2 separate regions of the Homo sapiens genome follow, and region 2 is linked to region 1. The links are chromatin contacts, found by Hi-C or POLR2A ChIA-PET in ENCODE. All regions are on one chromosome and are shown on one strand. The core of a region is the stretch at or near the end of the contact, and the rest is flanking DNA. Distances in the headings are between cores, read along the strand shown.

Evidence for each region. A loop is a pair of places that touch in the nucleus more often than their neighbours do. ChIA-PET counts read pairs that join two places held with the same protein, here RNA polymerase II (POLR2A). Pooled maps may share reads with other maps.
Region 2: a loop to region 1 is called in a map of posterior cingulate gyrus, with 2.5 times the contacts of the local background. The contact joins two enhancer-like sites. A Hi-C loop is called at or near these places in 5 of 168 maps with a recorded cell type or tissue (IMR-90, heart left ventricle, heart right ventricle and 2 more), 2 of 37 single-sample maps with no recorded cell type and 5 of 50 pooled maps. POLR2A ChIA-PET finds 5 or more read pairs at or near these places in 2 of 52 experiments (A549 and A673).

What each region holds. Positions count from the first base shown.
Region 1 is chr2:235,508,303-235,512,887 of GRCh38, reverse strand. The region is part of intron 1 of AGAP1 (ArfGAP with GTPase domain, ankyrin repeat and PH domain 1); the gene reads right to left. Among named protein-coding and RNA genes, the nearest start is that of AGAP1-IT1, 4.8 kb to the right of the region's middle. Within about 2 kb of position 1,372, at least 8 of the 41 ENCODE cell types and tissues checked have a DNase peak (open chromatin) inside an H3K27ac peak, as active enhancers do.
Region 2 is chr2:235,571,024-235,575,599 of GRCh38, reverse strand. All of the region lies in intron 1 of AGAP1 (ArfGAP with GTPase domain, ankyrin repeat and PH domain 1), which reads right to left. Among named protein-coding and RNA genes, the nearest start is that of TNRC17, 55 kb to the right of the region's middle. Within about 2 kb of position 1,604, at least 2 of the 41 ENCODE cell types and tissues checked have a DNase peak (open chromatin) inside an H3K27ac peak, as active enhancers do.

The sequences.
Region 1 (4,585 bases), core at 123-2,622:
CATCCAAAGCACTTAAAAGAATAATATTTTCACTCATGTATCTCAACAACTTCCTGGAGAGGAAGGCAAAGGGCAGATTCTCTGGCTGGCGCAAAGGTTACATGGTCAGGAGGGACCCAGGAGCCACTGAGCAGAGGCAGGCAGGGTGGGAGGCCCAGGGAGCTTATCACCTACCTCCAGCTCAGATGCCTTTGCCCAGCTGCCCACCCCATGGCAAATCCTAACAGGGAAATCAAGGCAGGAATGGGGGAGGACGCGCATGGATTGACTGATTGATTGATTGACTGATTTTTAATGATAGGGTCTCACTCTGTTGCCCAGGTTGGAGGGTAGTGGTGCAATCATGGCTCACTGCAGCCTCAACCTCCTAGGCTCAAGCAATCCTCTCACCTCAGCCTCCTGAGCAGCTGGGACCATAGGCAGCACCAACACACCTGGGTGTTTTGTTTTTTCGTAGAGATGGGGGTCTCCCTATGTTACCCAGGCTGGTCTTGAACTCCTAGCTTCAAGCAATCCTCCCACTTCGGTCTCCCAAAGTGTTGGGATCACAGGTGTGAGCCAATGCACCTGGCCAATTTTCTTATTCTTATGTCAGCAAAACCAGTGTTTCCCAACCTTGGTATTCTCCCCTGAAAGTTAAAAAACAGATACTCAAAGAAAACTCCCAAACTCCCAAACAAGATGCAGCCATCTGCCCAGCATTCTGCTGATGCAGCAACAGATCAAGAAGTGAGTGACAAGACCACCAATGTGGACAATGACCATCACCACACACACACACATTCACACACACACACATTCACACACGCATTCACATTCACACATACGCATTCACACACACATCCATTCACACACATTCACACCTCACACATTCACACAGTCACACACGCATTCACACACGCATTCACACACTCACAATCACCTTTACACACACATTCACACCCACACATACACATTCACACATTCACACACATCCACATACTCATTCACACTCACATTCACACACATTCACATACACACACACATTCACACACATCCACACTCATACATTCACACACACATTCACACACACTCACACAAATACGCACACTGAATCTCACAAGCATGTTCTATAGGAACAAAATCCACAGTTTGGGGAAATTACATGGGTTTTTCTCCCCACCCTACAAATAGAAGAACTGCCAGGGGAACTCTCTTGAATGCGGAATTGTCAAAAAGATTTATATATAGAAGTTTCCAGGAGATTTTCTCTTGGCCAGAAAACAAGTGAGTAATTTCCCTGGGCCCAGCATAGGTTAATAATCAAAGAAGTTCGTTAGGAACTGCCCTGAGCTCAGGCTGCCAGGCAGTTAGTCATAAAGAGCTAGGTGGAATTTGCCTACTCAGGCAATGGGAGGAGTGAGGGAGAGTCACATCCCCACAGAGAAGCCGGTTTCCTAGAACACTTGAGGGCCAGGAGCTGGCTGAGCCCCCTGCGGCTCCTGGCTGCCCCCCTCCCTGAGGGCCTGGCTCAGACCCCAGGGAACCAGGTGTCCTTGCTCACCGAGAGGGCGGGCCCCTCTGGGCACACAGGTAGACACACCTCTAGATAATTACACCAGCTCCCACCGAAACAGAATCGTGCACCAGAGTAATCCTTGGTGAGTGTGGATCAGAGGCTGAGGGGGTCACAGAGCTCATCTGACCTGGGGCTCTCAGTCTCGGGATGACGAAGACTCAGGGCTGCCCCAGGCATTGCGGGATCTTGGGCAGCATCCCTCACCTCCACCTGCCACGTGCCAGTAACAACCATGACACCCCAAAGTTGTAACAAACCGAAAATTGCCCCAGACATGGCCAAATGTCCTCTTGGGGGCTACAATGCTTGCACGCCATACACCGCCGCCCCCCGCCCCCCCACCCAGCACCTTGTTGAAAACTGATCTTGGCCAAACATCCGGATTTACAGACAGGGAAACTGAGGCCAGAGGTCACAAGGAGAGGCACACTGGCTCTGCTCCCTTGGATTTTGCGACCTTCTAAGGTGGTCTTCAGTCTGCACCTCTTTCTGAGGCTTCTCCTTTCCCTCCTCAGCCTCACTCCTATAGCCTCCCACCCCCCTCATCAGTACAAGACACTTCACAGCCCAAGAGACACAGAGGGCAAATGCTCTTTCTTAAGGACAGCTGCTATCCCATCACTGCCAGAAGCCTGCTGAACTTAAGCCCAAAGTGGACACTCTCACACTGCCGGCGGGAGAGTAAAATCAACCAATTTGGAAAACAGCAGGCAGTTTACATAAAAGTTAATTATATACCCAGCACATCTCCCAGCCACTCCACTCCTAGGTATCTACCCAAGAGAAATGAAAGCACGTGCCCATATGAAGACTTGCACGTGAATGTTCACAGCACCTCTATTTGTAAAAGCCAAGAACTGGAAACAACTCCATCAATATCCATCCACAGGATAAAAACACTGTAGTAAATCCATACAATGGAACATTACTCAGCAATGAAAAAGAAAAAGCTATGGATATATGTAACAACTTGAATGACCCTAAAAATCATCATGCTGACTGAATGAAGCCAGTCAAAGAAGGGGTCCTTTACTGCAGTGGTCCCTAACCTTCTTGGCATCAGGGACCGGTTTCGTGGAAGACAATTTTCCCACTGAAGGGAGGCAGGGGGATGGTTTCATGATGATTCAAATGCATTACATTTATTGTGCACCTTATTTCTATCATTACTGCATTGTAATATATAATGAAAAAAATTCTACAACTCACCATAACGTAGAATCAGTGGGAGCCCTGAGCTTGTTTTCCTGCAACTAGAGGGTCCCAGCTGGGGGGGACAGGAGACAGTGACAGATCATCAGGCATCAGAGTCTCATAAGGAGCGCCAAATCTAGATCCCTCATATGTGCTGTTCACAGCAGGGTTTGTGCGCTTATGAGAATCTAATGCCGCCGCTGATCTGACAGGAAGTGGAGCTCAGGGGGTAACACAAGGCAAAGGGAGTGGCTGTAAATACAGATGAAGCTTCACTTGCTGGCCCGTCACTCACCTCCTGCTGTGTGGCCTGGTTCCTAATAGGCCCAGTACTGGTCCATGGCCCAGAGGCTGGGGACCCCCTTTTTAATGCATGATCTTATTTCTATTTTATTCTGGAAAATGCAAACTAATCCACAGTGACAGACAGCAGATGGGTGCAAGCAGACGGACAGAGGTGATGCAGGTTGCAAACGGGCATGAGGAAGTGTTGGGGTCGGGGAATGGTTGCCTTCCATACCTCAGTTGTAGCTACAGGGGTCAAAACTCATCAAATGGTAAACTTTCAAGAGTTGGAGTTTACTTTATGTAAACCACACCTCTGGCCGGGCGTGGTGGCTCACACCTGTAATCCCAACATTTTGGGAGGCTGAGGAGGGTGGATCACTTGAGGTCAGGAGTTCGAGACCAGCCTGGCCAACATGGTGAAACCGTCTCTACTAAAAATACAAAAATTAGCCGGGCGTGGTTGTGGATGTCTGTAATCCCAGTTACTCAAGAGGCTGAGGAAGGAGAATTGCTTGAACCCAGGAACCTGGGAGGCAGAGGTTACAGTGAGCAGAGATCGCACCACTGCACTCCAGCCTGGGTGACAGAGCCAGACTCCATCTCAAGTTTAAAAAACAACAACAACAGAAAAAACACTTCTCTAAACAGATAGACAAAAATCAAGTAAGTGTAGAAAAAGCATTCCAACTATAAAACCCACCATTAATTTTCACGGTAACTATAAGTAATCGTTCACATCACATGAGTTCACACCACCCTCTAGGTAAATCTGGTTCAAGCAGGTGAGGGTGGCTGCAGGTGAGCACACACCCCACACGGCTAGGATGCCAGTGAGTGGGAAGCAGATAGCGCAGCCACCACCACGCCCCCGACTAAAGTGGTGGAGTTTGGCGACACACTCGGCATCCCGCCCGTGCACTGGATTCTGCCACTTCCGGCTCTGCCACCTTCCTCTGTGTAACCCTGGGCAAATCGCTTTGATGCACAGAGCATCCCTTTCTCCCTCTTTTGCTAATTACAGCACAGGGGGAAAGTAACTTCTATTTACATGTATAAAAAGTTAACTGCCCACTAACATCTCCATTATTAAAATGTCACAGAATTTGTGTGGCTTAAATGTAAGCTGTATTTTCAGCTAGCCAGGATTAAAGGTGCTGCAGATTTCCTAAACGCAGGTGAATTTTCAAAGGCATGCCGTTTGGAAATCCTCCCTCCTCCCGGACTTCGGGACCTGTAATCGCAGGCAGTCAGCTTGCCTCCGTGCCTCCTCCTCATGTAATCAAAACCGTCAGTCAGCATCCCAGCCGCCACCAACTCTCAGCGAGGGAATAAAAGTGAACCAACAGCTGTTATTTTCTTTATAACCTTGATGAGTAAAAAACCGAGCGTGAATGTGAGTTTCAAATCACAAACCGAGATCTGCAGGAGAGCTGCGAACTGCGGAGAGAATTCCCCAAGTACTTCTGCAGACTTATGGGCTGATTTCTGAAGTTTCCTTTTCTACTTTACTAAAACATCAAAACTGTAGGTGGCATTACTTGGTAC
Region 2 (4,576 bases), core at 355-2,854, 62 kb before region 1:
GGCCACCCGTGAGCACAGCTCACGGAGGAGGCAGAGCAACAGGACAAACGGGTATCTGAAGATATCATTCAACAGCCTAGAATCACACTGGTCCTTAAAGGAGAAAGCCTTCCAGTTTCCTCGGCTCAGCTTTTCCCAAACTTCATGCACCACCTTTGTGGCTTCTGCCACATTCAAAGACCACCTAAACTATCACCTACTTCAACTCTCTTCAACTTTAAATTCTTTCAAATCTTAAGTTTATCCTAAGTATTAATATTTATGAACTCACACCTTTGGTGTCTTTTTAATACACATTAAAACATATACAAATAATCAACAAACATGACATGTAATTTAGGAATTTTGGAAACACTCATCATATCAAGCTACATTTTGTACAACTATTGAGCAGCTGGAAAAATAGCCACAAATCCAACCACCATCTCTTTATTCTCAATGTCACCTTTTTTTTTGGTTTGTTGTTTTTGTTTTTTCGAGACAGGATCTCACTCTGTCACCCAGGCTGGAGTGCAGTGGTACGATCGTGGCTCACTGCACCCTCAACTTCCCAAGCTCCAGCGATCATCCCACCTCAGCCTCCCATGTACCTGGGACCATAGGTGTCTGCCTCCATGCCTCGCTGATTTTTGTATGTTTGGAAGAGTCAGGGCTTTGCCATGTTGCCTAGGCTGGTGTCGAACTCCTGAGCTCAAGTGATCCATTTGCCTCGGCCTCCCTAAGTGCTAGAATTACACGCGTGCTCCACTGCGCCCAGCCTCAACAAAGTTTAGATTCTAAACCAAAGGTCTCAGAAAATATTCAAAATTAGTTATTTGGTCTTGTGTGATTTTCTTTCTTTTATTTTTCTCGTTCATTCCCTCCTGGTGTACTTGGTCCATTATTCCTCTTAATACAGTCTCTTTAAAAAGCAAAAGACCTTCCTTTTAGGGGTCAAATGCACATGACTATTCATTAACTGTCGCACAGAACCAAAAAGGACCTAAAAGAACACTGCTTGACTTTTTGAACAGCCTGGTAAAAACTATCAAATCAAGGAAACCAAAGACTTCAGTGGTGGGAAGTGTTTAAAGAGATTTAAAGGTATAATCTGATCACAGCTATTAAAAGAGAAACTACACTGCCAAAAAGGGCTCTTCCCAGTGGCTGAGATTTACTTTATCAGATAATGCACCTTCACTAATTACATTTCGTTATACAGTTTATGCATTTAGCAAAGAAGAAAAAATGCTTCACACATACAATTAAATCAATCCATTGAGGCCTTTCCCTTAAGGTAAGGGAACATTTTCAGCTTTTCTGTTCGGAAGATTTTAATGCCTGATGGCAGGAGTGGGGGTGGATCTCAGAGGCGTTTTTAGGATGATTATCCAAACAACCTGAAAGAGTCCGTCCAGGCCCAGATGCTTCAGGTGCCAGAATGCAGTCACAGCTGAATGCCCAGCTGGGCCTGAGTGCTGCTAATGAAGCTGATGACAACTTTTAGGTGATGTCCCTGCAGGCTGTGGACCTCAGATAGGACAGGCCCCAAGGCACCCAGGCCCTGCCTCCCTGACCAGCTAACAGTCAGGGTCTGGTGAAGCCAGTGGGCTCCTGGCCAACACAGGAAGGGAGGGGTCAATAAAAAGGTTGTGCGACAGCAGGGGAAAGCTGAACAGAATGCCAACCCGCTGGGAGGCTCTGCCAGGAGCCAGCCCCAGCCATGAATACACGGGGTCTCCAGCCTCTCAGCTGGCCAGGCTCAGCACTGGGGTGAGGCAAGCATTTGGATTTAGGAATGCACATTCCATGTGGTAACAGCTATCCTGACCAGCCACCCCTGACCTGACTCTCCAGATGAGCCGGGGCACACCTGCCAAGCCCACCTGCTGGTGATGGGGCGCACTCATGGGGCGCACTCATGCCGTTTGCAGAGACCAGAATTCTGTCCTCCAGTGTCAGCAGTGTTGTTGCCACACTTTCTTCCATACGCTTCCTTCTAACTATTATCACATCACTTAAATATCACACAAATCGATGAAATGGGAGTTTTAATAATAGTAACTATAATGACATCATTTGATTAAACATTATACACACTGACTAAATAAGAATTTAAATAAGAGGACTTTTTCCTATGAAAATTAAGTTGAATGTTTTGGTAAGTCTCAATGAAACAAGCTGCTTTAAAAAACAAAAAATGTAAGTACGTGTGGGTAAGACAATTTTAAAGATGGAGCAGCAGCCGGGTGCAGGGACACACACCTGTAATCCCAGCACTTTGAGGGGCTAAGGATCACTTCAGCCCAAGAATTTGAGACCAGCCTAGGCAACAAAGTAAAACCCTGTCTCTACAAAGAAGTAAAAAAGTAACCAGGCATGGTGGTACATGCCTGTGGCCCAGCTACTCTAGGAGCACTTGAGCCCAGGAGATCCAGGGTGCAGGGAGCTGTCTGTGCCACTGCAATGCAGCCTGGGTAACAGAGTGAGATTCTATCTTTAAAAAAAAAAAAAAGGAAGAAGAAGAAGAAAGAAGAAAGAAGAAAGAAGAAAGAAGAAAGAAGAAGAAGAAGAAGAAGAAGAAGAAGAAGAAGAAGAAGAAGAAGAAGAAGAAGAAGAAGAAGAAGAAGAAGAAGAAGAAGAAAAAAGATGGAGCAATCGGGGAGTCTGACAGCAACTCTCGTGCTGCTTCTCATTCACGTTCTAAAAGGAGTCTCAGGCAGAATGTCTGCTTGCCTGCCCCCAACACCAGGAGCTCCCGCAGCCGAGCTGGTCCTGTTCACATGTGTAGCCTCACTCAGAGCTGGGCACACGCTGAGCACACAGTAGGTCCTCCTTTGTGGGGCTGAAGTCAGTGTGATGCACACAACGGCCTGCCAGAGCAGGAAGACTCTAAGGGCAGCTGCTGTGGCATTCCAAATGGAGGGGTGACTTCTAGCCAAGGTGATGGGGAAGTTGGCCACTATTTTCTGGAGAGGTGAGATTTTAGCTGGGGCAGAAGCCCAGGTGCAGAGAAGTGGGCAGGAAGCCCCTATAGGAGGGACTTCAGAGATGAAAACAGCAAGAGAGATGATGAGCAGGGGTGGCAGGACCTGTGGGGTATGGTGCAAAGGACGCAGGAGGCAGGACATCTAGAGGACAGAGGAGCACCTGCGGGGGAAGGGTGGTGGTGCCCAGTGGTGGAACCTGCTGATGGATATCACCCCCACTGCCTGAAGAACTACCCCACCAGTGCACAGCAACAGTGAGGTGCCACTGATGGGGCTCAGCCACCCCATGCCTGGTGCCAAATGCACTCAAATACCACTCCTGAAATTATGTGCATCTAGAAAGTCCTAAGTCACACAGCCATGCTGAGCTGCAAGCGGGGGTCAAGAGTCAGCTGACACACACACAGGGCACGGCACGCAATCTCCCCCCACCCTCAAGGGCTCTCAGTAATGCCACCTGGTAACACTTTCTTCATTGCATTTGCCAAGCAAAGCTCAATAAAGTTCAGACCCAAATTAGAGGCTAAGCCCCCAAAGCCAGGAGCAGAGCTGTGAGCTTTGAAAATCAGGTTGGATGTTTTAAGAAGTTTCAATAAAGACGAGCTGCTTCAAAAAAAAAAAAAAAAAGTGTGTGTGTGTGTGTGTGTGTGTGTGTATACATATATATGTATACACACACACACACACACACACACACAAAGTGTGGGCAAGACAACTTTAAAGATGGAGCAGCAGCTGGATGTGGTGGCAAACGCCTGTAGTCCCAGCACTTTGGGAGGCCAAGATTGGAGGACCATTTGAGCCTAGGAGTTTGAGACCAGCCTGGGCTACAAAGTGAGACCCTTTTGGAGGGCCACTCTGTTGGGGAAGTGAAGCCCCTTTCCCTTCATTGAGCACTGACTATATACTACAGCGTCTGCCTCTTCCCTTTCAGCAAGCCATATCCCAGGTGAGTTGCCTTTAATATGAAAATTCACAATTTCCCTGTAACACAAAGGGCTACCCAGGAAATAAGTATTGGAAAAGAACCAAGGAAATGGGTTTAGATACAAAGGAAGTGTAGGTGGTTAATATTTTAACCTTAGCTGAACAAGCACTGGCCAACAGAACCTCTCAGCCGTGACAGAAACCTTTCACTATCTGTGTGGTCCAATAAGGCAGCCATCAGCAGCACATGGCTGTCAGGCCTGGAAAACGTGGCTAGTGTGCCCAAGGAACTGAATCTTTCATTTCACTTAAATTTAGCCACAAGTGGCCTGTGGCTACCATACTGGAGGATATACAGCTACAGCACATAGAGACAATCATTCATAAAATGTTTTACTATGCATAAGACACTGATATGGTGTGAATCCTTGTCCCCATCCCAAACCTCATGTCGAACGGTAACCCCCAGTGTTGGAGGTGGGGCCTGGTGGGAGGTGACTGGATCATGGGGTGGATCCTTCATGAATGGCTGAGCACCGTCCCCTTGGTGCTGTTCCTGTGATAAGGAGTTCTCACGAGATTTGGTTGTTTACAAGTGTGTGGCACAGCCCCCTGCAACCCCTCTCTTACTCCTACTCCAACCATGTGAAACGTGGGCTTCCCCTTTGCCTTCCGCCATG